Regions from separate parts of the Homo sapiens genome. Here region 1 is linked to region 2. A link is an interaction called in ENCODE POLR2A ChIA-PET data of the cell type or tissue named here. Cell type or tissue: A673. All regions are shown on one strand. Links, peaks and the distances in the headings refer to the core of each region. The heading gives the core; the rest is flanking DNA. Region 1 has its middle 170 kb from the start of ZBTB20. Region 2 has its middle 120 kb from the start of ZBTB20.

The links. Peaks named below come from ENCODE experiments on the same cell type or tissue, not always from the same donor. Only the 100,000 strongest peaks of a DNase experiment are listed, where the experiment ranks them.
Region 1: POLR2A ChIA-PET joins it to region 2 with 7 read pairs; 2 of 35 experiments call an interaction of 5 or more read pairs at or near these places.

The regions. Positions count from the first base shown.
Region 1 is chr3:115,313,217-115,329,691 of GRCh38, reverse strand. No RefSeq gene overlaps it. Among named protein-coding and RNA genes, the nearest start is that of ZBTB20, 170 kb to the right of the region's middle. RefSeq lists an enhancer at 10,957-11,555. In A673, for the core only: no CTCF peak of the experiment used is centred there; DNase peaks (open chromatin) are centred at 5,461 and 8,091.
Region 2 is chr3:115,262,539-115,279,013 of GRCh38, reverse strand. No RefSeq gene overlaps it. Among named protein-coding and RNA genes, the nearest start is that of ZBTB20, 120 kb to the right of the region's middle. In A673, for the core only: no CTCF peak of the experiment used is centred there; a DNase peak (open chromatin) is centred at 6,823.

The DNA of each region.
Region 1 (16,475 bases), core at 3,205-11,204, 51 kb before region 2:
AGCTTGTTCTGCGCAGTAGGGGTTTCCTTGAACATAATAAGTAAACACAATCCAATCTGAGAGTTCTTTTCAAGACCTCTCAACCCTCATCTATTAGAGTTCCATAAAGTCCATTATTAGAATTTCTGTCTATAAAAATTATTTTCTCAATGACAAGCATTACCAAGAAATGAAGTCAGATCAGAATTGTGAGCAAGATAAATCTCACTAACATCCTTTACTAATTAGTTAAGTTCCTGACCTCCTTTGAACCCACTTCCTCATCTATGAAAGGATAACCCAGTGTTCAAGAACAGTTGGTTGATTAAACTTTCAATTTCCAACGAAAACTCACCCCAAATCACCACAATTTAATTGTGATTTCATTTATAAAATAATCTTTCTTTTCAATAGACCTTGGAAAAATGGTTGTGCTGAAAGGAAGGAAGGAAGGAGAAAAGAAAAGAAAAGGAAGAAGGAAGGAAGGAGAGAGAAAGAAAGAAGAAAGAAAAAGGAGAAAGAAAGAAAGAGAGAAAGAAAGAGAAAAAGAAAGAAAAGAGAAGAAGAAAGAAAGAAAAAGAAAGAAAGAAAGAGAAGAGAAGAGAAGAGAAGAGAAGGAAATCCAAAAACTAAAATACTAAACACTAAAAAGAGCGCAAGTAAAGCACCAAAGATACAGTTTCACTAAATCACAAAATCATCTCAAGATGGGAGGCCTTTTCTTTAAAACCTACATCACAGGTGGCAAAGACAGAAGTGTGGGAAAGGATATTAATACAAAGGATTTGACAATGTGGAAGGACACTAAAGCAATACGTTTATTGCCTGGGCAAAAATCTTTTCTCTGATGGTGCAATATTGCCTTAAGGCTTTATATACATCTTAAACACAATGGACTTTCAGGAGCACACAGAGCCCTAGGGCAACATTATGTTTAAGTAGTCATTACTGTATCTATAAACTATACAAAATGGAGGCACTGCATTCATATTTCATTTGTTTCTCACTTACAGAAGACAACCCCTGCCCCATCAACCAACTAGAAGAAGAACATGGTTGTGAGTCAACAGACTAACCACTAGCTCATAAGATTGTTCAAGGCTAAACAAGGACTATAGGAACAGTTATGTACCATTGACCTTTCCACCCCTCCTTGTCACCAACACCACTCCCACACACACATACTCATGTCCAGTATTTTTTGTTTAACTTAACAAAGGAGCAGAAGATATAATCAAAATATGTGTACAATTGTATACCATTCACTTCTCTATTAATTAAGGCTGGTGTCTTGCATTGTAGGACCCCCAGGGATTCCCCTAAGGCCCAACCTGTCACTAGCTCTTCATCACTTCTCTTCTACTGCTCAGTATCTTTTCTCCCTGATGCCCATATTGGAAATAAAAGTAAAAATAATTATAATGGATGAGTCTATTTTGGTTGTGCTTCAAAGTCTATAGAACAAAGCCCACAGAGAAAGAACATTACTAGGATTATTCCACATTTAACTGAGAGATCTATGGACTCCCAATTGAGAAAAAAATGGGCTAAACATCACAATGAATATTTATTGAGACTCACAGGTATGTTAATATGGGCTTTTGTTATTTTCCTCAGCAGTCACACTTCAGACAGATACAAAGGCATCATTTTTTTTTATTCTTGTGGGAAAAAGATGCAGGAGTAGAAGTCAAAAAGACAAGAATTCTGCTCCAGAATCTGATACATTCTGTTTGAACCTCCTTTGAGTTCTTTTCTCTGAACAAGGTTTATCTGAATGCTTCAAAGCATTATGGTGAGAATCAAGAGAGATCATGTATAGAAAAGTACATTATAATCTAACTATTATATGAATGTTAAACTATACATGAAGCCATTATATCATAAAATAAATACATTCTGGGACTTTAATGAATCAAGGTGAATATCACTATTGCAATTAATTCCTCCTACCTTATAAAATCTACAACAGCATTAAGTAACAGTAACAGAAGTAACGACATAATGAATGTTTAAAGCTTTCACAATCTGTGTGGTCAGCTATGCTCACTTACCAACAGTGTCTCACCACTACCCTTAAATCTCTCAGTACACATGACTCAAATCCATGCTTCAGCAAAAGCACAACAAATATAATTTTTCAGTATTGTTTATTAACATCAGAAACTGTCATGTCAAATCCCCCTGTGTCAAACAGCTAAAGTATGATGGCAGAGAGGGTGTTCCAATGACAGGTATAATTAACACAAAATGCCAAAACTTTTTCCAAATTACTTTTTCCTGGCTTATCAATTTTTATCCATCTCACAAGTGTGGCATAGTATAAGAGTACTTGGAGAACAGGGAATATCTCCTCCCTACATCCAAATTTCCAAAGTGGGAAGGGTAAGTATCCTATTATTGGAAACATGTTAAATCTATTGAAAGTAAATAAAACTATATAAGTTGTGGTTAAATGTATTTAAATGGGGGTATTGGAAATGCAAAATAAAAATAAAATAGATATATTAATTAAAAATTTGAAGAAAGCTAGTGAAAATAGAAAAAAATAAAATGCAAAATTTTTAGTATGTTAATTTAACAACTGACAATAACGCTTTAATCACTGTTTCCACCTCGAAGATATTTCTCATGCTGTCTATATACAATTGTTGATACTTGCCAACATCACATCATTCTGCCTCACTTGTGACATAGACTCATCTTAGGGTAGCTGGAAATTTCACAATAATAACAATTTTTCTGATAACTAGAATCAATATACAGGCATGGATCCATAAGCTATGTCTATAGTATGAGAGTCTTCCCTCAGTTGTATTTGATTGATTCAAGGTGGATACCTATTCCTAAATTCTGTCTCAGAAAAATTTATATTTTTGAACTGAGAGACACAAATTATTTTAAGTCAAGCATTGGTGCTGTGGAAAAATGTTCTATTAACTGAAGTCTCTAGAGTTTCCCCAGAATTTACTCTTCCCAAAGGCTAGTGTTTCAACTCTTCCTGGGAATCTACAAGATAGTCTAGCATATGTCCAATGAGTTCCTTTTTAACTTGTTATTTATGATTGACCTAGCCACTTGCAACCAAAATAATTTTAATATGGAAGTTCTTACACAAGTTTCTTTTTCCTTTGCTCATTGTAGTAGACAGAATTCTAAAATGACCCCCCAAGATTCTACTCCTTAATGTGCACAACCTATATAATTCCTTCCCCTTGAGTGGAGGCAGAACCTGTCAATATAATGGAATATCACTTCTATGATTAGGTTACTAATCAGTTGACTTCAACTTAATAAAAAAGAAGATTGTTTGGGTGGACCTAACTCAATTAAGTGAGCTCCTAAAGATGACTAGATCCTTCTTAAAGTTATAAAGATTTGGAGACCCATGTGACAAGGAACTGTGGGCAGCCCCTATGATCTGAGAGTGGTCCCTGGCTAGTAGCCAGCAGGAGTGTGGGGACCTCAGTCCTAAACTACAAGAACAGAGTTCTGACAACAACTGCCTGAGCTTGATAGAAGACTCCAGGCTCTAGGAAGGAAAGGAATTCAGTTAACACATTGGTTTATACCTTATGAGACCCTGAAAAAAGACCCAGCTAACCTGTGCCTACATTCCTGACTTATGAAAACTATGATAACAAATTTGTGTTGTTTTAAGCCACCCAGTTTGTGGAAGTTTGTTATGCAGGGATGGAAAATTGATAAGAGTTATCTAACATTTAGTCTGAGATTACTTATGGCTTTCCCCCCCCATCTTTGCAATTATTTGCAAACTGTCATAGCTCTTAGTGGTTATTTCACTGGAAAAAAAATCTCTTACTCCCTGCTCCCTATCTTCTTTCCCTTTCTCCCATTTCTCCTATCAACACCTCTGCCCAAACCTGGTTCAGCATTCCTGAGAGTTTGGACAAATAGGCAAGGACAGGAGAACTAACCAACTGTAGTTCAGAACCTCGGACAGCAGCTCTCCCCATACTGCCTACAGATCTCTCCCTCAACACCTGTGCTCTCCACCGTGACTGTCTTGTAAATGGCACCCTTGACCACATGAATTCAATTATTTTGTCTGTCATTCTTCCTGTTTTGTGCTCTATTTCCTGAGTACCTAAAGTCAGTAACCAGTGGAGGAATAAAAATTCTACACAGGTCAATGTTTGCTTCTGTCCCTCATTTATATCCCCTTTCCCCACGAAGTTGTCTATACTATTCCAGACTGCTAATTCCTCTAACATACTATGTTTTACAGTATTTGCATATGCTTCATACAGCTCATATAGATTACCTTAACTCCCCTCTTCCTATCTAATGTTCTTTCTTTCTAACATGATTATGATTAACTCCTTAAGTGAAGGAATTATATTTTGTACATTAATACAGCAGTAAGTATGGATCAATATATTTGTATTGGTTGAAGAGGCCATGCAAAATATTACCAACTTTAGTCTCAAACAAAAATACTTTAAAAATTGATGAGAATGGATTTTCACCCTCTGGTGCATACTACCCATATAAGAATCATCTACCCTTGAATGTGGGCAGAACCTGTGAGTATAATAAAAATTAAAACACCAAACTGATTTTATGGCAAATTCATTTATTAAATTTTATTCTAGACCAGGTCTAAAAAGATAAAGCCTAGATTTGAGGAAATAAGGGGATAAAACTCACGGACATTAACCAGTTCTATGCCCAAGCTTTCTCAAAAATCAAAATGATATGAGAACTATGGAGACAAAGGGTTGTATCAGAGAGAACAAAGCTACCTGAGGACCCTTTCTGTTTCCCAGGGGACAAAGCTCCTGAGGACCCTCCTACATTAGAGTGATGTGTTGGCCAGCAGTCAGCATGGGGAAAGGAACCAACAGATCAAAGTATCCAAAACAAGAGTCTCCAAAGATTTTATCTACTGCCCTATAGGAAGGGCCACATAAGTGCCTAGAAATAACTGATGCTTCCACGTAGGGCAGTAATTATGCTTCTTGGCAAGGAGCATTATACAGACTCATTGCAAGGGTTCTGGGCACAAAAGTCTTGCTTACGTGATTCCTTTATTTCAGATTGTGCAGCTTTAAAAAAAAGTCTAAACCTGCACTGCAGGAACTAGGAATTTTCTATTTCCATCAATTTAGGGGCTTCTGGAGGACAGTGGTGACCACATTCTACCACACATTTAAAGAAGTCAGTTCTTTTGTGACTGTATAGTCTTCTGGGCATTGACCAAAAGAAAATAGAATAGAAAATTGAAAGAAAGTGGTATATGTAAACATGTAATTATAATAAAACATGAGAAAGTGACACAATAAAAATATGAACAAATTGCTTTGGTGGAACAGAAAAAAGGGAACTAACTCTCCCTGGGGAAAGTTTTAAGTTGGAAGATAAATACCAGAACAAATTGGAAAGTCATGCAAATGGAAGTTAAAACATTTAGATCATTGTACAAATAATAGAAAGCAGAAAACAAAAACGAACAGTTTCTGAACTGAGACATTTAATGTGGGGGAAGAACTCAGAGCTCATTAAAAAGACTTCCTGTGCCAAGTAACTCATGAAGAACACTGAGGGTAAAGAGTCATTGTTACTGAGTTTGGAGTCACATAGCATTGCCTCTCTTTCCCCAGATCTTTTTCCATGTTTTATGCTCTATGGGATCAACTTTGAGTGGTGCTTTGTTTACATGTCAGCCTCGGATAGCATTGATCCAAGTGGACACCAACACAGAATTATAGAGGGAGCCACACTGAGTCAGCACTGGGACACAAGGACCAACAAAGGCACAATGGAAGTCATCATGTGCAGGAAGTATATGGGCGTAGGTGTGTGGCAAAAGATATCAACATGGCGTGTCAATGCCTGGGGAGAGTATGGACACAGAGAAGGTGGGTATATGCACAGAGAAGACAGAGGAAAAGGGACCAGTGTGAAAATGAATGGAAGAGAGACAAACTGAAGTGCAGATGCTAAGTTACAGAATACAGAAGGAGAAAGAGAAAGAGAAATAAACAGAATCCAAGAAGTAGATGTTAGCAGAGGCTCAAAAACAGAGAAAGAGTTAAAGATACCAGGCAGAGATTAACAGATTACTCACAATGCCAGCTCAGTAGAGTAGAACTTCACTGTTTGACTTTGAGTTTCACAAGACTGTCCATTCAGCATATTCTATGGAATGCCATGCCCTAGAAATATCTTTTCAGGCCAAGAAAAAACTGCTATCTTTCCTTCTACCTCGCCTTTCCAATGTGAGGTTTCAGCAATACTCCTCTGTATCTTGAAAGTATACACATAATAAGTAACCTATTATGATCACTCCGATATATTTTAAGAATTTCATTATTTTCTGACAAGGAAATTGAGAATTGTAGAGGGAAATATTCAGCCAATTATTTAAAGGCAACATGCCAACTGGGAAGAGAGGCACATTAATTATGCTCCTGTGATCAAGCAGCAATTCCTATTAAAGTAGCCAAGAGCTGGGCAGGCAGTATCTGTGGCTACATTTAGCTAACAGCCCATTTCTACTTTACATTTCCAGCCTAATCTGTAAAGCCAACGAGAAATGTCACAGCAGCAGCAGCAGGACTCCTGAAAGCAGCCACAACATACTGCTGTGGTCAAACCTTAGAGTCCTTTCTGGTCTTTGAAGACCTGCCACCGGGGAGGTGGAGACCAAGCCGCATGCCTTCTTGCTAACAAGAAGAAACTTACTCCAGTATAAAGAGAGAGGGACAACAGAAAAATAACATTTTCCCCTTTTTATTGCCATTTCTGTAGTCACCTTCTCTCCCAAGCCCTTACTGGGAAGGTGTGTCTGCTTTCTCCAAATACTATAAAGTCATAGTCTTCCAATTATATGAACCTATCTACAAGGGCAATTTGGCCTACTTACAGTGAAAGCTCATCAAATAGAAAAGAAAAATATGCCCGTTGACATAAAGAAAAAAATGATATTCCTTCATTTGGTCATTAGATTTATGATAACATATATGCTAATTCTTCTCCTAGATGAGTGGTTTTACTCTGGGTGAGTAAAACAGACCCAGGAGATCTCTGAAAAAATCATATCCCATAGTGAAACTAAAGCTTAGAGCCAAACAAAACCTTAATCTAAAGGAGGTAGGAAGAGAGGCATACATAAGAGAGGAAGCAATAGGAAAAAAGAAAGTAGGGTCCATCCTAGGATACTTCCTGGGTATAAGAGGGGGATTCAGGGCCTTCCTGCAGAGCTCATTATCCTCATCCACCAGAGCAGAGGAAGATCTAAGAGCCAGGCTATGTGGCACCACATCCCTGACTAGTAATTTTCTAGACATTGCTGAAGTTCTTGCAATGGTCAAAACCTCACAACTGTACTAGGCAACCCATTTCAATGCTGGACATCTTCAGTTACCAGAAAAGATGATCACAAGACCTGATTCAGGAAGTTCTGCCTTGTCTCTATCACTCTGCTAATCTTTCTGCAGCAGCAGACCTCACCTGTACTTTATATTCTTCTTCCTTCAGCCCAAGCCCTTTGTATTACTCTTGGTTTGATTTTTTTAAGTGCACTCCTGCTGGACTTTTGCTTTCCTTGACTGTTTTTCCAGGTGCCTGACATTCTTTTTATATTCACTTTTGATGCTCTTCTTGCTGTCTTCAGTGTGGGTCTATTAAAAAACTGAGCTTTTGGGTTCTCCCTGTGCCGCCACTTTAGTTTCTAACTAGATCCCCATTTTCCTTCTTTTCTAATTGTGAATACACAATTGCATTTGGAATTATATTTATTTTTCAAATGTTCCAACTTTCTGAGTCACAGGATAGCATTTTATTAGAGTGTTTATTGTGGAAGCAAGGATAACATTATATCACAGTGAAAAGATACATTATAGATCCTGAGGTGCACAGAGGGCATGGATTGATGGCCAAATGAGTACTACAATAGACATCCCCTTCTAGGTACCCCTTCAGGAGAGTTATTGCATAAAACAGAACAACAGCACCACATGAGAAGCGGATGCTGAGCTACGCCCACTCACTGGCTAAGTGGTTTGTTTCTGCTGACCAGGCTTTCGAGATGAGTGATTCTAATTATTGCTTCAACAAAATCACAAATCTCAATGAGTCATGGATATTTGGGTGGCTTTAGAGTAGTTAAAATCACAGATGTCAAATTCACAAATGTTAAAAGCCAACAGCAGGGATCAAAACACAAATGTTTATAGGAGCCAGGCAGGAAATGAGTAACTCAGGATGGATGCAAGACAATAGAGAGTTGTGAAGACTATGTTTAATTGGGAAGAGATAATAATCACTAGCAGAGCAAACATTGATATAGCACCTATTTTGTACCAAGCATGGTTTGAGGAGATTTAGAGATATTGATTTACTTAATCCACAAAAAAAGCCATACGACGCAGTTCCCTTATTATCCTCTAATTTAAAAGTAGAAAAACTGAAACACAATGAATTAAAATTATGAGCACATCCCCCGTATAAATGGGGCATCTACTACTCAAGTACAACTAATTGTTGTCATTAAGATCAGGGATCCAATGTTGTCAAATCTTCTGATTTTACAGAGAAGCTAGGAATTCAAATTTGTATGTTAAATCTTAGTTTAAGATTATGACTTGTAATCTTTAAATATAGTAGCCATATGTAGTCAAACATTTCCTGCACTAAGCCCAGGACACTAGTTTGTGTTTCTGGTATACAATTCACATTTATAGGCATCTTCCACAAGAATGATATCTCTGCAGTTAACACTTTCTGCATTTCCTTTCTGGAAAACTCAGGAATAACAAGATAAAGGATTCCTTAGGGATAAAAACAACAACAACAACAACAACAACAACAAGTTAATGGAATTTCTGGCCCATAAGTGCTTTGAGTAGATGCACACACCCCACTGTTGCTATGTAAGACCACAGTTTCTGAATTCCAGAATGGCAGAAAAAACTATGTGTAGAGCAGGTAAAAGTAAATCAATAGATTAAAAGCATCTTCAATAACTAAACTTTTCAAATTCCTTTCTGAATCACCTACAACCCAAGTCATTACAACCATCTCTACCTTCTTTCCCTCCTCTGATCAACTCCCAAATAAGTGGTGCTGAAGCCACAGAACTGCGTTTGAGGCTACCTACAGTTCCAGTCCACTCAATTCCCACACACCAAAAAACTCTCCAACTATCCCAGGATTAGAGTTATACTCCAAAAAGCCCCTTCTGGATATCTCTACATTTCCAGAGAAGTGATTATTCCTCTTAGGAAGAGCATACAATGCAAGCACAGAAAAGGTCATAGAGTTCAGATCCTTTGTTTTAAGGTTAAAATAATTAAGGCTTAGGAAGACACAGCAATTTGTGGAAGGGTTTATTCTACTAAGCAATCTGTGAGCCTCATTCCAGTGTTCTATCAGTTGACTAGTTGGTTTACTATTTTGGACACTTCAAAGAGAATTTTAGTGTACCATGAAGGCAAATAAGTGCAAAATCTAAGTAGTTTTTAGTTAATTGATTTAATGCTTTTCCCCAGTAGTGATTTCCCCCTTTTTTTCCTCCTGGCTAACCACTACAAATTATTCAAAGACAAACCATTGCTCCTTCCATGAAGCCTTCCAAGACACTCTTTCTTCACATTATGTTCAACTGAGATGTATTTTCTTTGTGCATTCTACATCTACTTTTATCATCTTTCTCATCATACTGTACTACAATGACCCTCTAGGTGTTGGCCCTGGTCCCCTCAACTCCTGCCTCCTAAAGACAATGAATGGACCTTTTTATTGTAACCTAAGGCCCAGCAAGTTACTGACAGATACATAGCGAGCTGTCATAAAAAGAGTTAGTTTAATGAATAAATGAGTAGATCACTTTCTGTCTCCTTTGGGAGACAGAAGAGACAGCTGATATCTCTACCAAGATGCAGAATATCTGAGACTGAACACTGCCACATAGGAAAGAAAGGACTTCCTAAGTGACCTTATTCTTTGAGGGATATAGAAAATGACTCTCTGTTCCCAGACAATTTCTTTCTATGATGATAGACTCTTAATGAAAGTGCAATTGTTTTACCAAGAATGGCTCATCAAACATCTGCAATACTCATTATTTTTTATAGATAATCTCTTTGGAGGTGAACTCTGGTACAAGGGGCATAAGAGGAAAGAAAAAAAAAAGAATTTCCTGGGTTTGACCCTTGTATAGGGTAGGCCCTTGTACTGGGCTTGCTTGCCTGCTAAGAATTAGCTACTGGGGTGTCAGAAACCTGTAATATGTTTGACTAATAGTGTTTTGACGCATTTTGTGCACACTTTGTTTTCTTATTGCTCTTTTGTTTTTCTCTGGGTTCTTTAGCAAAGTTTATTTTCTAAAATTCATCTGGTCTCAGCTTTATAAAGGCAAAGATAATAATTTCCCTAACACCAGTGTCATAAAGAAAGGGAGAGCAGTAGCACCAACAGAAATAAAAATAAAAGAACCTCAAAGGCCTGTATACCTATCCTTTGAAAACCAAGAAAAGACAACTTAAAGAAGATAGAAATAAGATGTGTCATATACCTCCTGAATATGTTTTGTACTTAGTCCTTTCTTTAACTCTTCATGCTCACAACCTCAATTCAGAAGCTTATCTTTTCCAATTTGAGTCATTTCATTAACTCCTCACTGGTCTCCCAGGCTCCACGTCTCACCTGCATTTTCTAATCCATTCACCATGCTTTGGAATGATCTCGCTGAAAAATTATATTACCGCTGACCAAGTTAAGCTTCAGCACCACTGTCTTACTTAAAATATTTAATGTTAAAACACCAACTCAAACACTATCAAAACAATCTTTTAACATTTTCTATGAGGCCAATATTACCCTGATATCAAAACCAGGCAAAGATATCACAAGAAATGAAAGTACAGACCAATATCCCTCATAAATATAGACGCAAAAATCACCAATAACAAAATATTATTAGCAAACTGAGCCCAACAACATGTAAATAGGATTATACACCACAATATGGGTTTACCCCAGAAGAAAAGTTGCTTCCACATATAAAAAGCAATCAATACAGCACATGAATCAAATAATGGACAAAAACCATGTTATTATCTTGACAGACAATGAAAAAGCATGTGTCAAAATCCAACAACTTTGCATGATAAAAACACTTAAACTAGGAATAGAAGAGAACTTCTTTAACTTGATAAAGGACATCGATGAAACACTCACAGCTAATGTCATACTTGATGGTGAAACATCGAATGTCGGGAGGAGCCAAGATGGCCGAATAGGAACAGCTCCGGTCTACAGCTCCCAGCGTGAGCGACGCAGAAGACGGGTGATTTCTGCATTTCCATCTGAGGTACTGGGTTCATCTCACTAGGGAGTGCCAGACAGTGGGCGCAGGTCAGTGGGTGCAGCGCACCTAGCGGGAGCCGAAGCAGGGCAAGGCATTGCCTCACTCAGGAAGTGCAAGGGGTCAGGGAGTTCCCTTTCCTAGTCAAAGAAAGGGGTGATAGACGGCACCTGGAAAATCCGGTCCCTCCCACCCGAATACTGCGCTTTTCCGACGGGCTTAAAAAAGCGGCGCACCAGGAGATCATATCCTGCACCTGGCTCGGAGGGTCCTACGTCCACGGAGTCTCGCTGATTGCTAGCAGGGCAGTCTGAGATCAAACTGCAAGGCGGCAGCGAGGCTGGGGGAGGGGCGCCCACCATTGCCTAGGCTTGCTTAGGTAAACAAAGCAGCCGGGAAGCTCCAACTGGGTGGAGCCCACCACAGCTCAAGGAGGCCTGCCTGCCTCTGTAGGCTCCACCTCTGGGGGCAGGGCACAGACAAACAAAAAGACAGCAGTAACCTCTGCAGACTTAAATGTCCCTGTCTGACAGCTTTGAAGAGAGCAGTGGTTCTCCCAGCACGCAGCTGGAGATCTGAGAACAGGCAGACTGCCTCCTCAAGTGGGTCCCTGACCCCTGACCCCCGAGCAGCCTAACTTGGAGGCACCCCCCAGTAGGGCAGACTGACACCTCACACGGCCGGGTACTCCTCTGAGACAAAACTTCCAGAGGAACGATCAGACAGCAGCATTCGCGGTTCACGAAAAACCACTGTTCGGCAGACACTGCTGCTGATACCCAGGCAAACAGGGTCTGGAGTGGACCTCTAGCAAACTCCAACAGACCTGCAGCTGAGGGTCCTGTCTGTTACAAGGAAAACTAACAAACAGAAAGGACATCCACACCAAAAACCCATCTGTGCATCACCATCATCAAAGACCAAAAGTAGATAAAACCACAAAGATGAGGAAAAAACAGAGCAGAAAAACTGGAAACTCTAAAAAGCAGAGCACCTCTACTCCTCCAAAGGATCGCAGTTCCTCACCAGCAATGGAACAAAGCTGGACGGAGAATGACTTTGACGAGTTGAGAGAAGAAGGCTTCAGACGATCAAACTACGAGCTACAGGAGGAAATTCAAACCAAAGGCAAAGAAGTTAAAAACTTTGAAAAAAATTTAGACGAATGTATAACTAGAATAACCAATATAGAGAAGTGCTTAAAGGAGCTGATGGATCTGAAAGCCAAGGCTCGAGAACTACGTGAAGAATGCAGAAACCTCAGGAGCTGATGCGATCCACTGGAAGAAAGGGTATCAGTGATGGAAGATGAAATGAATGAAATGAAGCGAGAAGGGAAGTTTAGAGAAAAAAGAATAAAAAGAAATGAACAAAGCCTCCAAGAAATATGGGACTATGTGAAAAGACCAAATCTACGTCTGATTGGTGTACCTGAAAGTGACGGGGAGAATGGAACCAAGTTGGAAAACACTCTGCAGGATATTATCCAGGAGAACTTCCCCAATCTAGCAAGTCAGGCCAACATTCAGATTCAGGAAATACAGAGAACGCCACAAAGATACTCCTCGAGAAGAGCAACTCCAAGACACATAATTGTCAGATTCACCAAAGTTGAAATGAAGGAAAAAATGTTAAGAGCAGCCAGAGAGAAAGGTCGGGTTACCCACAAAGGGAAGCCCATCAGACTAACAGCAGATCTCTTGGCAGAAACTCTACAAGCCAGAAGAGAGTGGGGGCCGATATTCAACATTCTTTAAGAAAAGAATTTTCAACCCAGAATTTCATATCCAGCCAAACTAAGCTTCATAAGTGAAGGAGAAATAAAATACTTTACAGACAAGCAAATGCTGAGAGATTTTGTCACCACCAGGCCTGCCCTAAAAGAGCTCCTGAAGGAAACACTAAACATGGAAAGGAACAACCGGTACCAGCTGCTGCAAAATCATGCCAAAATGTAAAGACCATCAAGACTAGGAAGAAACTGCATCAACTAATGAGCAAAATAACCAGCTAACATCATAATGACAGGTTCAGATTCACACATAACAATATTAACTTTAAATGTAAATGGACTAAATGCTCCAATTAAAAGACACAGACTGGCAAATTGGATAAAGAGTCAAGACCCATCAGTGTGCTGTATTCAGGAAACCCATCTCACATGCAGAGACACACATAGGCTCAAAATAAAAGGATGGAGGAAGATCTACCAAGCAAATGGAAAACAAAAAAAGGCAGGGGTTGCAATCCTAGTCTCTGATAAAACAGACTTTAAGCCAGCAAAGATCAAAAGAGACAAAGAAGGCCATTACATAATGGTAAAGGGATCAATTCAACAAGAAGAGCTAACTATCCTAAATATATATGCACCTAATACAGGAGCACCCAGATTCATAAAGCAAGTTCTGAGTGACCTACAAAGAGACTTAGACTCCCACACAATAATAATAGGAGACTTTAACACCCCACTGTCAACATTAGACAGATCAACGAGACAGAAAGTCAACAAGGATACCCAGGAATTGAACTCAGCTCTGCACCAAGCAGACCTAATAGACATCTACAGAACTCTCCACCCCAAATCAACAGAATATACATTTTTTTCAGCACCACACCACACCTATTCCAAAATTGACCACATACTTGGAAGTAAAGCTCTCCTCAGCAAATGTAAAAGAACAGAGATTATAACAAACTATCTCTCAGACCACAGTGCAATCAAACTAGAACTCAGGATTAAGAAACTCACTCAAAACCACTCAACTACATGGAAACTGAACAACCTGCTCCTGAATGACTACTGGGTACATAACAAAATGAAGGCAGAAATAAAGATGTTCTTTGAAACCAACGAGAACAAAGACACAACATACCAGAATCTCTGGGACACATTCAAAGCAGTGTGTAGAGGGAAATTTATAGCACTAAATGCCCACAAGAGAAAGCAGGAAAGATCCAAAATTGACACCCTAACATCACAATTAAAAGAACTAGAAAAGCAAGAGCAAACACATTCAAAAGCTAGCAGAAGGCAAGAAATAACTAAAATCAGAACAGAACTGAAGGAAATAGAGACACAAAAAACCCTTCAAAAAATTAATGAATCCAGGAGCTGGTTTTTTGAAAGGATCAACAAAATTGATAGACCACTAGCAAGACTAATAAAGAAAAAAAGAGAGAAGAATCAAATAGATGCAATAAAAAATGATAAAGGGGATATCACCACCGATCCCACAGAACTACAAACTACCATTAGAGAATACTACAAACACCTCTATGCAAATAAACTAGAAAATCTAGTAGAAAATCTAGAAGAAATGGATAAATTCCTCGACACATACACTCTCCCAAGACTAAACCAGGAAGAAGTTGAATCTCTGAATAGACCAATAACAGGAGCTGAAATTGTGGCAATAATCCATAGCTTACCAACCAAAAAGAGTCCAGGACCAGATGGATTCACAGCCGAATTCTACCAGAGGTACAAGGAGGAACTGGTACCATTCCTTCTGAACTATTCCAATCAATAGAAAAAGAGGGAATCCTCCCTAACTCATTTTATGAGGCCAGCATCATCCTGATACCAAAGCCGGGCAGAGACACAAGCAAAAAAGGGAATTTTAGACCAATATCCTTGATGAACACTGATACAAAAATCCTCAATAAAATACTGGAAAACTGAATCCAGCAGCACATCAAAAAGCTTATCCACCATGATCAAGTGGGCTTCATCCCTGGGATGCAAGGCTGGTTCAATATACGCAAATCAATAAATGTAATCCAGCATATAAACAGAACCAAAGACAAAAACCACATGATTATCTCAATAGATGCAGAAAAGGCCTTTGACAAAATTCAACAACCTTTCATGCTAAAAACTCTCAATAAATTAGGTATTGATGGGACATATCTCAAAATAATAAGAGCTATCTATGACAAACCCACAGCCAATATCATATTGAATGGGCAAAAACTGGAAGCATTCCCTTTGAAAACTGGCACAAGACACAGATGCCCTCTCTCACCACTCCTATTCAACATAGTGTTGGAAGTTATGGCCAGGGCAATCAGGAAGGAGAAGGAAATAAAGGGTATTCAATTAGGAAAAGAGGAAGTCAAATTGTCCCTGTTTGCAGACAACATGATTGTATATCTAGAAAACCCCATTGTCTCAGCCCAAAATCTCCTTAAGCTGATAAGCAACTTCAGCAGTCTCAGGATACAAAATCAATGTACAAAAATCACAAGCATTCTTACACACCAATAACAGACAAACAGAGAGCCAAATCATGAGTGAACTCCCATTCACAATTGCTTCAAAGAGAATAAAATACTTAGGAATCCACCTTACAAGGGACGTGAAGGACCTCTTCAAGGAGAACTACAAACCACTGCTCAACGAAATAAAAGAGGATACAAACAAATGGAAGAACATTCCATGCTCATGGGTAGGAAGAATCAATATCGTGAAACTGGCCATACTGCCCAAGGTAATTTATAGATTCAGTGCCATCCCCATCAAGCTACCAATGACTTTCTTCACAGAATTGGAAAAAACTACTTTAAAGTTCATATGGAACCAAAAAAGAGCCTGCATTGCCAAGTCAATCCTAAGCCAAAAGAACAAAGCTGGAGGCATCACGCTACCTGACTTCAAACTATACTACAAGGTTACAGTAACCAAAACAGCATGGTAGTGTTACCAAAACAGAGATATAGATCAGTGGAACAGAACAGAGCCCTCAGAAATAATGCCGCATATCTACAACTATCTGATCTTTGACAAACCTGAGAAAAACAAGCAATGGGGAAAGGATTCCCTATTTAATAAATGGTGCTGGGAAAACTGGCTAGCCATATGGAGAAAGCTGAAACTGGATCCCTTCCTTATGCCTTATACAAAAATCAATTCAAGATGCATTAAAGACTTAAACATTAGACCTAATACCATAAAAACCCTAGAAGAAAACCTAGGCATTACCACTTAGGACATAGGCACGGGCAAGGACTTCATGTGTGAAACACCAAAAGCAATGGCAACAAAAGCCAAAATTGACAAATGGGATCTAATTAAACTAAAGAGCTTCTGCACAGCAAAAGAAACTACCATCAGAGTGAACAGGCAACCTACAAAATGGGAGAAAATTTTCGCCACCTACTCATC
Region 2 (16,475 bases), core at 3,334-11,333:
AAAAACTGAAAAGGATATTGAAATGGACAAAAATAGATTACCTGCCATTCTGTAAAGCACTTCTTTCCATTTATTTCATTCAGAGAAGCCTGCACCTTTTATTGTCTTTAAGGTGTTTTACAACTCTGTAAGTAATGCAAATGACTCTTGTCCATAGAAAAGCAAATGATTTTTATTTCTGGTGAAATTTTGCCTAATGATATTGACCAGTTTTGCATGTGTTTGTAAACTTACTTCTTATTACCCACATGTGTGGTGTTTAAATCATTTTGGGAACTAGTTGTCACATCTTACTGGTTTTCTCATTTATTAATTAAATAAAAGCCTTTACCAAAAGAATGAAACCGGACACTTATCTCTTGCTATATACAAAAATCAAATCAGAATGTTATAGAGACTTAAATCTAAGACCTCAGACTACTAAACTACTAAAAGTAAACACTGGGGAAACTCTCTAGGACATTGGAGTGGGCAAAAATTTCTTGAGTAATACCCTACGATCACAGGCAACCAATGCAAAAGTGGACAAATGAGATCACATCAAGTTAAAAGCTTCTGCACAGCAAAGGAAACAATCAAGATGAAGAGACAACCCACAGAATGGGGGAAATGGAAGTGAAGAGAAAACCCACAGAATGGGAGAAAATATTTGCAAACTACCCATCTGACAAGGGATTAACAGCCAGAATATAGAAGGACCTCAAACAACTCTATAGGAAAAACAACTAATAATCTGATTTAAAGGGGGCAAAAGATTTGAATAGATATTTGTCAAAAGAAGACAAACAAATGGCCAACAGGTACATGAAGAGGTGCTCCATATCAATGTTCATCAGAGAAATGCAAATTAAAACTTCAATGAGGTATCATCTCACTCAAGTTAAAATGGTTTTTATCCAAAAGTCAGGCAATAACAAATGCTGGCGAGGATGTGGAGAAAAGTGAACCCTTGCATATTGTTGGTAGGAATATAAATTAATACACCCACTATTGAGAATAGTTTGGAGGTTCTACAGAAAACTAAAAATAGAACTACTATAAGACCCAGCAATCTCACTCCTAGGTATGCACCCAAAAGAAAGAAAATCAGTATATCAAAGAGATATCTGCACTCCCACATTTATTGAAGGGCTATTCACAATAGCCAAGATTTAGAAGCAATCTAAGTGTCTATCAACAGATGAATGTCTAAAGAAAATGTGGTACATATGCACAATGGAGTACTATTTAGCCATCAAAAAGAATGAGATCCTGTCATTTGCAACAACATGGATGAAACTGCAGGTCACTATGTTAAGTGAAATAAAGCAGGCATAGAAAGACAAACATTGCATGTTCTCATTTATTTGTGGGAGCTAAAAGTTAAAATAATTGAACTCATGGAGATAACAGGTAGAAAGACGGTTACCAGAGGCTGGGAAGGGTAGTGGGGGTGGGGAGGCAGTGGAGATGGTTAATGGGTACAAAAAAAATAGAAAGAGTGAATAAGACCTAGTATTTGCTAGCACAACAGGATGACTGTAGTCAAAAATAATTTAATTGTCCATTTAAAAATAATTACAAGAGTATAACTGGATTATTTATAACACAAAAGATAAATGCTTGAGAGGATGAATACCCCATTTACCCTGATGTGATTATTATGTATTGCATGCCTGTATCAAAATACCTTATGTACCCCATAAATATATACAACTACTATGTACCTACAAAAATTAAAAATTAAAGGCTGCCTCACAGCCCTTAGAAAGAACCAACCCTGCTGACTCTCTGATCTTGAATATCTATAGCCTTCAGAACTATGAGACAATAAATTTCTGCTGTTTATACCTCCCAGTTTGTGGTACTTTGTTACAGCAGCCTTAGGAAACAAATATAATTCTGAGGCAGTTGCAGTTGTCCTCAAGGAGATGGGCCCATGTCTGTTTATCAGGTAAGATGGCTCTCTCTGCTAAGAGCCTAAATATTGAAGAGAATTAGGGGTTACAGGGCCAACATGGAACCAGCAGCTAGACAGCGATGGCCAATTAGTGTTAATTCAATGGAAAAGAAAGGAAGAAAATCACATATTTTATTATGTATATCCAAAGCACATTAAAATAATGAGAGGGTTACCAACTGCTTCTAGGGTTCAGAATTATTATTTCTGACAGTGGGAAGTCATTCAAGGTGGAATATGAGATAAGCCCTAAAAGTCAGGCTTATCCAGCATCCTGGTTCTCTTTAAGTCTAAAATGCTGTCAATACTGTGAGTTCCTAAAGTTTGAATCGTAATTCTCTGGGTACAAGAAAACAAAATTAAAAAGCATGTTATTTTTTTTAACTGTTCACTCTGAAAATGTGATCAAGTTTAGCTAAGTTTTCATGGGTAATGAATGAAGAGTTACCATGTTTGCTCTCACAGAACCAATGTCCTTTACACACCCATGTATGAGTCCTCCTCACACACCTTTCAAACAGGGAGAAGTGACAATGGAATTATTGAGATTGTAGATTTTTTAAAAAATCAAATGTGTATAAAAGTCCATGACATACAAAGAGCATACGATGATTGCTAAAGCTAGAAAATATTAAAAATAAGAAAGGAAGACTTCAGATTGAAGCAATTTAAAATGTATTCAACCATCAAAAGTGTATGTATCAAGAAAGTACAAGAACCCTTTTATACATGTGAATAAAATGAATTGAGAAATGTCACATCAGATTGTTAGCCAGATTGACTACACTGAACTACTATATTGTTATGTGAAAACTTCACACCATCCCTCTGGTCATCCCAGAATCTTGCTTTCCCATAGCAGTTCTCTACTATCAATAAGATGTGGCTACAACTGCCTTACATCAACCATGGTTAGCAGCACTGTAGAAGGCAGCCATAAGGAGCATGCTATTCTGCCTTGTAAGTGAATATGATGTAACTTTCTTGACTGTCCATTGCCATAACTGTGATTGCCAAATCTGTGTCACAATTCCAACACGTGACATTCTTTTTTCCTTAAAAAAAAAAAAAGACACTCTAATGTTAACATCCTTTATCCATAGCTGAATAAATAATTAGGGTAGATATGTCTTTTGAAGGCAGTGGGACAAGTTTCTTCTTGGTGTCTTTAAACATTCATAGTCCTACTCCCATCTTTAAAAAAATAATCAAACATATTTACTTGCCCATTTCTACCTCCTTTATCTTCCCTTATTCTTACTGCTCAGTTAATAATGTTGCCAAAAGAGCCTGAGACTGGGAATCAAAAACTCTGGATATAAGTCCAGACTCTTAAATTTTCTTGCTTTATGGAAGGAAAGTCTATGAAAATTTTTTAACATTTTAGCATTCTTGCCTATGAAATGGAATGATTATCATCAACCCTGACTACCATACAAAGTTATTATGATAGGAGATTGCCAGAAAAATGCCTGATTGGACTTCAGTTAGAAAAACAAATGTATGATTGAGACATTAAATGTTTTACAATCCTGCCTGAGAGGAGTCTGTGAACAGGAGATAGGTGAACTGAACCTAGTCTAAAAGGATCAGAAGCAGTCCAGGTAAGATGATAGTGAGCAGAAAGTGCTGTCAGATTTTGAAATGTTAACATTTATGAGAATAAGACTGTAAGAATAAGATTATCTGAGGATAGTTTGAGGAGGATGCCATTTGCTCAAAACAAGTAAAAGCTTTTGCTCGTGCCCCTGTCCCTTTCTAAATCCCCAATTCTCTCCTATTGAGCCAAACTCTGTAGCTCTCTCTGATACTTCCAGATAACAATGATCTCACCTTTTTCCGACTGCCCAGAGCACAAACAATCTGTGTCATTTTTATAGGTCCTTAACAGGTAATCGCATACTGTCTTGATTTCTATGCATTTGTATGTGTTAACATTCAATGGCTTCTTAGTTAAGGGTGATTTATTCAAATCCATAGGGCTGGGCACAGTGTTAGACATGTTAAGCGTTATTTCATCCATCTGCCTTTGCATCTTATCCTACAGTGCTTTCAGATTTATGCTCTTTCCTAAAGGTAGTCTTGCATTTTCTAAGAAAAGTCAATTTTCAGCCAGGCACGGTGGCTCACACCTGTAATCCCAGCACTTTGGGAGGCCAAGGTGGGCAGATGCCAAGGTCAGGAGTTCGAGACCAGCCTGACCAACATGATGAAACATCATCTCTACTGAAAATACAAAAATTAGCCAGGTATGGTGGCATGCGCCTGTTATCCCAGCTACTCAGGAGGCTGAGGCAGGAGAATCGCTTGAACCCAGGAGGTAGAGGTTGCAGTGAACTGAGATCATGCCATTGCACTCCAGCCTGGGCAACAGAGCGAGACTCTGTCTCAAAAAAAAACAAAAAAAGTCTATTTTCTAAAATTTTCTTCTGAATGTTACTAAATTATTTTCAAAGTTATGCCTGCCTTTTCTTTTAAGACTTCAAAATACTGTTATTTCCTTTGTGCTGAATATTCCTCCAGAGTCACCATGTTGCCTCCCACTCCCTGTACTTAAGCACTGGCTAAATCCTCTTCTCAGATATACAACTGATTTGGGTTGATGTCTGCAACTGTTTTACTTGGATTTCTATGAACTTCTACTGTGCTAAAATGGCCCATTCCCGGCTTTCTGACACTCTGTACAGAGTTCATATACACTATAGCCAGCACTCTACTCATATTGCCTCTTTTCTCAACCATATTTCACTTGTAGAGACTACACTTAAACTTCCCCTTCCCACGTCCTCATTACTTCCACCTTCTTGTCTTGTGTTACAAGTTTTTAACCAGGTATAATAAGTAGGAGCTGAACAACGAGAACACATGGACACAGGGAGAGAAACAACACACACTGGGGCCTGTTGCGGGGTGGGGTGGGGGAGGGAGAGCATTAGGAAAAATAGCTCATGCATGCTGGGCTTAATACCTAGGTGATGGGTTGATAGGCGCAGGAAACTACCATGGCACACGTTTACCTCTTTAACAAACCTGCACATCCTGCACATGTACCCCAGAACTTAAAAATAAAAATTAGAAAATAAGACAGAAGTCTTCACAACAATGTGAATACACTTAACACTACTAAAATGTACACTTAAAAATGTTTGAGATGGTAAATTTATGTTATGTGTTTTAAACGACAATTTAAAAAAAAGATTTTTCAAAAAGAAACTGGTATTGTTTGGGAAAAAGGAAAGAGAAAAGAGGAGAAGACATAATGAGGGCTACCATGAAAAAGCAACAGATAGATGTTGGGGTCGCCCAATTTTTTATCTAAAACAGAGCTAGCTTTTGTGAATCAAGGGACAGACCATGAGAGTTGAAAGTAAAGAAAAGAAAAATCTTCCTGGCCGGGTGCGGTGGCTCGCGCCTGTAGTCCCAGCTACTCGGGAGGCTGAGGCAGGAGAATGGCGTGAACCCGGGAAGCGGAGCTTGCAGTGAGCCGAGATTGCGCCACTGCAGTCCGCAGTCCGGCCTGGGCGACAGAGCGAGACTCCGTCTCAAAAAAAAAAAAAAAGAAAGAAAACAAAAATAAGGGGCAGTTGAGAGTGAACTAAATATGAGAGAAGCCAATCTTAGAGTTTAGCCAGTGTTGCTATCCCATCACTTTGAACTACTGTTTCAGCAGCGAGGACATTCTCAGAGACTTGTTCTAATCTGCTAACTACAGAAAGGGCTACACAAAGGGATTGCATTTAAATTCAATTCCAGCGGTTTCACACACCTGAATGAAAGTTTAAGGGTTCTGAGAATGTCAGATCCTGGATAGTTCACACTGGAAAGCGGGAATAGTCCCTGACATAAGAAAATTGCATCAATTTATCCATTTTTCAGGAACACAGATCTGCTTAACACACTTGTCTTTAAGTGCAAAAGAATGTAGTAAAGGCCTTAAAACAATGCCAAGTTATATGAATGGTCTTCGGGACAAATAAACACTACTATCCATTACCTGATAAATTGATTCATTGGGGATTTCCTGCATGCCAATCATTACTTTAAGAACTGGGGCCAGGCATGGTGGCTCACACCTGTAATCCCAGCATTTTGGGAGGCCGAGGCGGGCAGATCACGAGGTCAGGAGATTGAGACCATCCTGGCTGACGTGATGAAACCCCATCTCTACTAAAAATACAAAAATTTAGCCGGGCATGGTGGCGGGCGCCTGTAGTCCCAGCTACTCGGGAGGCTGAGGCAGGAGAATGGCGTGAACCCAGGAGGCGGAGCTTGCAGTGAGCAGAGATCACGCCACTGCACTCCAGCCTGGGTGACGGAGCGAGACTCCGTCTCAAAAAAAAAAGAACTGGGTATATATGTAAAGTGGTATACAAGCATTCAGTCTAGACGACCAAACCCCAACCATTCCAAAAGGACCTTCAAAATGCTTTGTCAGCCATGTGCCTTGTCCTTATAGGGATGCATTAAAGCTAAAACTGTCTACCTCTCCATGATTTGGGCCTATTCAGTCTTTGACCTTTAATTTTTTTGTATTGGCAGTGACATTAAGGATTCTTCAAGATATTCACTTGAGACTACCTGTGTTATTAGAAACCATTACAGTCAGAAAATTAGAATTCATTAACAGGAAGATAATGTGCTTGCTACTATGATATATGGGACTATATTTATCCTGCACAGTGTAACATATCTGTTTCATCAGTGCAGGAACAGGATGATCTTTCATCTGGATGAAATAGCCTTGAAAGCTTCGTCACCGCAGTGCAGCAAGAAGCTACTAAAATGGTTCTTCCTAGCCTCTTTCTGCTGATTAAAAAAAAAAAAAGACCGCACCACCACCCAAGGGCTTCAATGCAGTTGCTATGGCAACACTATATCTGAGTCAGAACTATTAACAATCACCATGGCAACAAGTGTCTCACTTGCCATTTCCAGAAATTCATTGCGTTTGGACTAGAATCATCACACCATGAAAAAAGAGGTGGAGTTTTCCTCTCACTAGGAAACAGAAATACTTTCTCCAAATTACTTATCCCAAAAATGTTCTAAATAAAATAAAATTAAAGGACTTATAAAGGAATCATGCTGTCATAAACTGATTATCCTTTTTTCTGAAATATTAAGTTTGATGAAAAAATGACAAAATGTTAATTGATATGGTAGATTTATTTTTTCCCAATATGATAAAATATTTGGTATGAATAACATTATCTCCTATTTTATAAATTCCAATAACTGTATGTTTTATCTCTCTTGCCTGGCCCTTTTTTTCTCTGCTTAATTTTCCTTCTTTCACTCTGTCAGACACCCTCCTGAATATTTAGCAGAATAGAATTCTTTAGAGATTTGCGAATCACACTTGTCAAGTTAGAGGCAACGGAAAGCATCACACATATTTCTGGAATTGTACTAATAATGGGGTGTGTGGCACTCTGTGGGAAGTAGTCATGGTGGAGCTTGAGGGCCCATTTTATTTCCCTTCTTACTTAAACACAAGATGGTAGAAATGGACAGTGTCCAGATTTTCATCCAGATTGTGACCTCCCCAAAGGACTGTACACTAAAGCAGAATTAAGACACCGCACCGCCAGTCTCTAAGACCTACTGGCTCATCTTTGCTGTTGTGTCATCCTCCCTCCCTAGACATCCCAAGGCACCTCTGCACCCCCTGATTCTAGCGCCCTCATCATACTGTGTCATGTCACACAATGACATTTTCTTGGGATTTTTCTCCTGGATCAGAGTTTCTAGGGCCAAGTAAGTTTGCCTGATAGCTTTCAAAATAGGTTCTCACATGCATTAATAAAAAGGTGCAAAAAGAAAACAAACCTTCATGGAACAAAAGCCAAGTTAAATCAAACTACAGATTTATCTCTTTCTTTTCTAAGTATCTTGCTTAGAGAAAACCAGGATTCTGTGTTCTTAAATGTCCTTTCTTCCGTCAGAGCTCACCCCTAGCAGCACGAAGGCAGGCTCCAGAACAAGCAAACTTCAGTGCAGGGAACACCACTTCAGCAGTGATGGGAGAAGGGAAATGGAAATGACCTTTCTTTTTCACTGTGAACCTAGGTAATTGGGCTCTTCCTGCCCAGTGTTTGTTTCAAATAGAAGTAGGTGATGGGGAGAAGTGGACACAATTTATGTGTCTCACTGATCCAATGTAAAAAGGAATCCTTATGGAAAGGCTCTCCAACTTGCTGTTGAGAGGTAAAAATGATTCCAATGTCAGGATGATATTATACAGAGATCTGAGGACTCTCCTGCAGGCCAGGGCCAACCGTAATTCAGAAAAAAAACAAAAAAATGGGAAGGGTCTCATTTTATAAAGAATCCAAGTCCGAGTCTCCCACAGTGCTGCCCTGTCCCTGAACTACCCAAGAAAATGGGAACTAAATTTTCTCCAGAAGCTGGCAGTGACATTGGAATGCTCACTTTTACAAAGTTTTCTCTGAAATTCTATAATTTATCTACAGGCTGCTTACTTGTTGACTTTTCAGTAAATATTTTTCCATGTCTTGAATGAAATCAAACTGATGGATTTCATTTTTCCAGAGGTCCCTCTTGGGGGAAAAAAGACTGGGGTCTTCATGACATGATGTGGATAGTCCAGGTAAAGTGTACACCTACTTAGTAATCTATGTAAAGCACTTCAGCTGAGACCCTCATGCTCTGATGGGCATTTGCCATGGCAATTTGTGTACCAAACTGTAAGTAAATAGCAGCAGCACTAGGTCTGGATTCCAATCCTTCTTCCTCCCTTTACTAGCTGTGAGACAATAAGTAAGTGACTTGATCACACTGTACCACAGTTTTTCATCTGTGAGATAGCACTAACAATAATACTTAGTCCATAGACTTATTTTGATGATTACATCAACTAGTATATATGAAGCACCTATTCAAAAAACTATTATTACATTACTCAAAAAACACTATAATTACATTACTGTTGGATTCAATTTGGCTATATACTTCTTACTTGCTACTCAGAGAGATATAAAATATTTTTTGTCTTAAAGATTGCTTATAATTTTACACATTCATCTCTTCACTCATTCAGCAAACATTTATCTCTGAAAAGCAGAGACAAGATGTAGTCCTTGCCTCGTAGCAGTTATAATTTACTATTGTTAAAAGGACTAGCAGGGAAGGGAAAGCATTGCAAATGATATTTCAGTTTCAGAACCAAACAAGAGATTTTTCCCAAATGGGTGCAGTGACCAGGCATTTATTTTCTAGTGTGATCGGCTCTCCTTCTCTAACACCACTTTTAATAGGTAAATATACCCACAGGCTTTTGTACTCCATTTGTGAAGCAATAGTATAGATTGTCCCAATACTGCCATTAAAATTGCCTAGTATAAAGTGTGTGCTACTCTTGACTATAAAAATAAAAGTTCCCTAAAGACTGGAACTTGGCAAACATTGTTTGATTAAGTTGGGCTATTTTTATTTTATGCTCAGAGGAAGGCAACATGCCCTAGTGAATCAAGCTGTTTTGAAGTTCGATGAGACTTCCTATTCCAACTCTGACTTTAAGAGACATATGTGGAAGGTTACTTTGTTTCTCCCCATTGGAAAACAAAGGATAACCTAAAACTTAAAGTATAATAAAAAAAAAACAAATTGAAATTTCACAAACACCTGTCCTAACTCTATAACAAAATGCTGAATTCAGATTTTTTGTACATATAATATAAATAAAAATACATTACATGGTTAAAAAAAAAAGAAAACAAAGGAGAATAGTTTGTCTCCTACATTTTATTACAATGAAGGTAGTAAAAGGTTTAAATGTTATCATAAACCCTACTTTTTTTGTTTTTTGTGTTTATTTTATTTTTTATTTCCAACTTTTATTTTAAGTGCATGTGCAGGATGTGCAGGTTTGTTACACAGAAAAACATGTTATGATGGTATGCTGCACAGGTCATCCCATCACCCAGGTATTAAGCCCAGCATCCATTAGCTATTCTTCCTGATCCTCTCCTTCCTCCCACACCCCACCCTCTGACAGTTCCCAATGTGTTGTTCCCCCTCGTGTGTCCATGTGTTCGCATCATTTAGCTCCCACTTTTAAGTGAGAACATGCAGTGTTTGGTTTGCTGTTCCTGCATTAGTTTGCTGAGGATAATGGCCTCCAGCTCCATCCATGTCCCCGCAAAGAACATGATCTTATTCCTTTTTATGGCTGCATAATATTCCATGGTGTATATGTACCACATTTTCTTTATCCAGTCTGTCACTGATGGGCATTTAGTTTGATTACATGTCTTTGCTATTGTGAATAGTGCTGCAATGAACATACATGTACAAGTGTCTTTATAATAGAATGATTTATATTTCTTTGCATATATACCCAGTAATGGGATTTCTGGGTCAAATGGTATTTCTGTCTCTAGGTTTTTGAGAAATCACCACACTGTCTTCCACAATGATTGAACTAATATATACTTCCACCAACAGGGTGAAGGCATTCTTTTTTCTCTGCAACCTTGCCAGCATCTGGAATTTTTTGACTTTTTAATAATTGCCATTCTGACTGGTGTGACATGGTATCTCATACTGGTTTTATTTCTCTAATGATCAGTAATGTTGAGCTTTTTTCATATATATCTTGGCCATATGTATGTCTTCTTTTGAGAAATGTCTGTTCATGTCCTTTGTCCACTTTTTAATGTTTTTTTCTTGTAAATTTATTTAAGTTCCTTATAGATATTGGATATTAGACCTTTGTCAGATGCATAGATTGCAGAAATTTTCTCCCATTCTATATGTTGTCTGTTTACTCTGTTGATAGTTTCTTTTGCTATGCAGAAGCTTTTTAGTTTAATTAGATCCCATTTGTCAATTTTTACTTTTGTTGCAATTACTTTCAGCATCTTCGTCATGAAATCTTTGCCATGCCTATGTCCTGAATGGTATTGCCTAGATTTTCTTCCAGTGTTTTTATAGTTTTGGGTTTTAAATTTAAGTCTTTGATCTAGCTTGAGTTGGTTTTTGTATACAGTGTCAGGAAGGGGTCCAGTTTCAGTTTTCCGTACATGGCTAGCCAGTTCTCCCAGCACCATTTATTAAATAGGGAATCCTTACCCCATTGCTTTTGTCAGGTTTGTTGAAAATCAGATGGTTGTAGGTGTGCAGTCTTATTTCTGGGTTCTCTATTCTGAATCCTAATTCTTTCTCATGCTGTCTCAGAATGTTAACTTGGAAAAATACCACTTTTACTGCTTTCTTATTCCACAGAATAAGAGCAAGCAAATATAATTAATTTAGCTGATTTAGCCACATGCAAATAGACCTAATAAATATCAGGGATTAGACTTATCGGCAAACGGCCCTTCTAAAAGGATCAGACATGCTTGGCCACAAGAAAGAATAAGTGAATAGAGAGGAATGCTCATCTCCTGGGCTCCAGTTCAAACATTTTGTTTTATTATTTGTACATCACTATCAATTTTTCACAAATTTCCTCCTCACAGCAATTTACAACTTTAGGAAGGAAATTGCTTTGTGATACACTTGACTTCCATTGCTGCTTTCAGGGAAACTAATGGAAAACAGCACACAGATGTTTATCTTCTCTTTGTCACTCCCCTACACACACACACACACACACACACACACACACACACACACACACACACCCCTACCTATGGCTAAAGTCAGCCCTAGTCCTCTTTGGCAGAGGCCATCCTGGATAAAATCAGCTAGACCACTGGCCTTAAGAAGCAGTGACACCATCTAGGTCTAGCCTGAGCTGTGAAATCAGCTGCTTACTGAAGGTGAACAGTAATTCTCAAAGAAAAGAATTCTATTTTTCTCTACAAAGTCTTCCCATCCATCTTCTTTTCTTTTTTGTTTTTTAAGAGGGTGTCTTGCTCTGTTGCTCAGGCAAGGGTGCAGTGGCACAATCTTGGCTCACTACAGCCTCAACTTCCTGTGCTCAAGTGATCTTCCCACCTCAGCCTCCCAAGTAGCTGGGAGATAGCACTGTGAGCTATCCACAAGCATGTTCTACCATACCAGGATAAATTTTTTTAAATTTTTTTTGTAGAGATGGGTCTTGCTATGTTGCCCAGGCTGGTACTGAACTCCTAGGCTCAAGTGACCTTCCCACCTTGGCCTCCGAATGTGCTGGATTACAGGCATGAGCCACCACATCCAGCCCCTATCGTCTTTCTCAGAACTTTCTAGTTTGTCTGGCGACTTCTTCAAAGAAGTTATGTGCTCTCTGTGGGCAGAAACAGTACCTTATGTTTGACTCCCTGCAGCAGCTAAGACAAAAAATTTGTAAATCCTAGTTAAGAAATATTTTTATATTAGAGTTCTGTAGAGACAAAAAAATTAAAAAACACAATTACTTTTGCACTAGCCTAACTCCCTGGTTGCTGCTTGGATACTGACAAGGAAAACCATTCTCCCTGGGCACAGTAGGTGCAGTTTTCTTTGCAAACTTCCCTGATTATAGATTACATTTTGGGTATGCATTGAATCAAGATTTCATTAGTAATTTTTTATCTTATGTATTGGGCCTTGTTTAGGCCAAAAAGTATGGATGGCTCAACTCCATCCTAATTAATCAAACAGTGAGAAGATGAAGCAGAGAAAGATCTAGAAACATGGGCAGAAACCACTATTTTGAGATCTTAAGATTTTCCTTATGATTTACACAGTCTGAATATTATAATTCTATATTCCAATTGACCTTCTTACTACCAAAGATCTACCCCAAACATGGTGGTTTCTCTGACCCTCTGCTCTGGTGAGAAGTAGTTATTTGCAGCATTTTAAGTAGAATTTAAAAACTATATTAATTAAGGTTCTTTGGTTGCTAGCAACAGAAGCAAGCCTACTTAATTTGAGCAAGAATTGTATTATTAGGAAGCTATGGGACAATGTACATGATCATAAAGAAGACTGAAGAAACCATCAAGAGCCAGGTACCTTCCAAAGTCTCAGCAGTATCTCCGTGGACATCCTCTCCTAGAATGATTGGACTCAGCCTTTTGTTTTGTTTTCTAGGAGAGCAATTAGCTAAGTTTAGGGCACATGCTCACTGCTTGCCTGTCATGGAGCTGTAAGAAAGAGAATCTGACAGAAAGAACCTCAGGGAAGCCCATACTTCCAAAGAGACGAGACAGGTACCTGAATTTGCCAATACCAACACTGTACTCAATGCAAGGAGAAGATCCACTCCCTCCTACCCCCAAAATAGCAAAAAGTTTCAAGAAATTTGGAAAAGGATATTGAGTGCCTACAAAAAATAAATATTTACTACCACCATCATTTTCTTTTACCTTCTGCTATAGAGGCATTATTGATTTAGTCTCTCCAAGTCTGTTAGCCCTTAATTTTAAAAGTGGGGAAATTATGTGTGTCTGTTGTTTAGAACCTTGCTAATAAACTAATCCCATCAGTTAGCCTAATTTTCCCAGGATATTGCACTCATAAAGGTTTCTAAAATAAAATTTCTGCCTATTCTTCTCTGTCTCTATTTAGCACAGCATGTAATCCAGGTGCTCAGTTTAGCAACATTTTGCAACATTGATACTATCCCCATCTGATTTGCTGAGAAGATGAATATAAACAAAATGACACTGGTGGCTTTTCATATTTTTCCAGCTTAACAAAGGAAGAAGGATTCTGTAAAATTAACATACAGCTGGATTGGAATAAGCAGCTAAAGCAACTGGCTGTGCAAGGTTTATAATGTCTGAACTCCCACCAAGCTGCTATCATCTCTCCATATGTCTCCTGGTCATTGGGAGCCAAGTTTAGGATTTATAAAAAATCAGGGCAATGCCTTTTCTGGTCATGGTACCTGTAAGTGAGCAAATGATTAAGATGACCTACTACTTACTAAATCAGCATGTTTAGTAGCTGTCATCCAAAAGCATGCCAGAGAGCCAAGACAGTATTTGCGTTCATACAAGGCCTTAAAAGAAAGATTCTGCATGTCCATATTCTGCTATTCCTCTCCAATATTTACACATTATACTATGACAACAAAATGTATATTTACTCTGATTACTAGGTCATTTTCACTTCCCAGCTATTTGGCTGATAATTGCTATTCACTGTGTTCCTAAATGCTAAATGACGAACACGCCGGTGCTGATGGAAGTTGTATGTGCCATTCTAGAGCCGTGCCAGGAAGAGAAGCTGGGCATAGGGTGCCAACTGCAAAGCCTTACATTTTACTGACCAAAGCATAGGCCCTCATTTATCCATTCAACATTTCCAAAGTTGTAGCTGCAGTTATATATTTAAATCATTGAAATAATAATTTTGTGATTTATTATGCTGTTGGTTAGCCAACAAAGTCCAAAAGATACCGAATTATCTAAGTTTTAATTGCTTTCCTACAATGAATATGCAATCCTGATCATTGCCCACTCCTTTTTCTTGGTTGTAAATTTATAGGCCGAAAATTTGGTTATCATTCATGTTGGTTTTAAATTACTTCAGATGTCTGTACCAGCTATAGGAACACACTGCTACCCTTTAAGATACGGCATTTCCTGCCTAGTAAAAACCCTTTGAAAAACTATGCCTCCTAAACTCCAATTTTAGGTGCATCCTATCTGCAACTTTCCAGGCCTAAGCAAAAAAAAAAAAAAAAAAAAATGAGGGAGATAAAAGCTGAGGATATCATGCTTGGCTTTGTTTCCTGAGGTTTGAGGTGAAGATCAGAAAGAGCGCTGGCATTACCTAATGAGTTTCATCCGTTCTGGTTTCAGGAGAATATAAGTTCAGACGTAGATTTGCAGAGTCATGTGGAATAAAGAAGTCAGAGACTAAGGAGTTGAAGCAGAGAGATGAAATCAGGTTCCTCTGTTAATAAAGCTCTATGCTCACTTGTTTTGCTGTAGCCTTACTTTCCATTCAGAGTGTTTTACCGACAAGAGGACCAGCACATAAAGGCAGGCAGGAGAGAGGGGACCACAGCCAGGCTTGATGTTCTGAAAGTTTGCTCAAGGTAGGCTACAGAATGAATAATTAGACCCAGTGCTTGTCCCAGGGGTTTACAATTTAAATTAGGCAATCATTGCTGGGAGTTAATTACAGGTGTCTCATCAAAACCTACAGTGAAGTTTGGGAGTTTCTGATTATGGCCGTAGAGATACCTTAGAAGCAAGGAAAATATAAAATGTTTTAAAGACACAGAAGAAATGAGAGACAGTAAACAATTGTTTTAAAAGAGTGACGAATTCAAGAATAAGTATTATGTTACCCATATATTTTGAAAAGTTAAAAAACAAGGAATGCCACTACTAGTGACAACAACAACAAAAGCTATTGTACAGCACTATCTTTTACAACTTCCTCATTTTGCCCATGCTTTCCACTTTCGAGTTAATTCTTTCAACAGGATTGTCTTATTTTGACATACAGATTATAATTACAAGATAGCATCCACCACCATTCACTCTGTTTTGGACTCCAAATATTTCTGGTGGGTTTGAGTTTAACCCTTTGTTCACCTTTGTTGTTATTGGTCTGTCAGTTTAAAACATCATGGAAAGATAACTGGCCTTTAGTAAGAACATATGATTTCCATTCTTTTCTTACAAACTAAGCAAGACATTAACCCCCTCGGGCCTTAGCATCCTCATTTGTAGGACAACATCCACCATATCTAGTTTAGGATTATTTCAGGAATCAAAAGAGATGAAAATAAAATATACTTTTGCAAAGCATAGGCTCAGTGGGAGTTGATACTTTTTAATATATTTTTCTGATTTTAGACAATTTGGACTGACAGCCGTAACTCATGGCTAAAAAGCCCAATTCCTCATTTCTGTGTAGCTGTTTACTTGAGACAACTTCCCTCCACTAAGGTGCCAGCACCTCCCACATTCCTCTCTTGATTTCTGATTCCCTAAATCTAGAAAATACATGGGAAATGGCTGAGTATATTCCCAGCATATACTGCTACCAAGATTCTTTCTTCCTTCCTTTAAGGATTACATCTTCCAAGATGGAATGTGCCACATTAGTCTACATACACAAATACTTCCTATTCTGATGTTTCATTGATTTCTGGATGCTATCTCAGAATGGCTGTGGAAGGACTGCTGGGAAATTGTGACATCAATCAAAACACCACAAAAAGCAGCATGCCATCATGGATACAATACCTTCGATGTATGGCAGGCACAGATTCTGGTAATTGGTGGGTATTTTACTTCGGGACTTCTCTTGTCTGGTTCAGCCATCATGTTGGTTGGTTGGTTGGCTGGTTTTTCTCAATCTGGTTCCATCTGCATTATAAGTCCTAGATAGTATTCCCAGACATAAGCATTAAAAAGTTTATTAGTCTCAGTGTGTGTTTGAGCTGTGTCTTCATCCTTTCCTGTGCACTCAGTATTTTATCATCAAATTAGGAGATGTGATATTTTAATTAATAAGCAAAAGTCTTGCATATTGACCAAGAAGGGTATTTTATCTATTGATTTTCATCCTAACATAATTGGATCTGTAATGCCACAGCCTCTTTGTCCATGAACATCCTACATGATACCTGGACAGT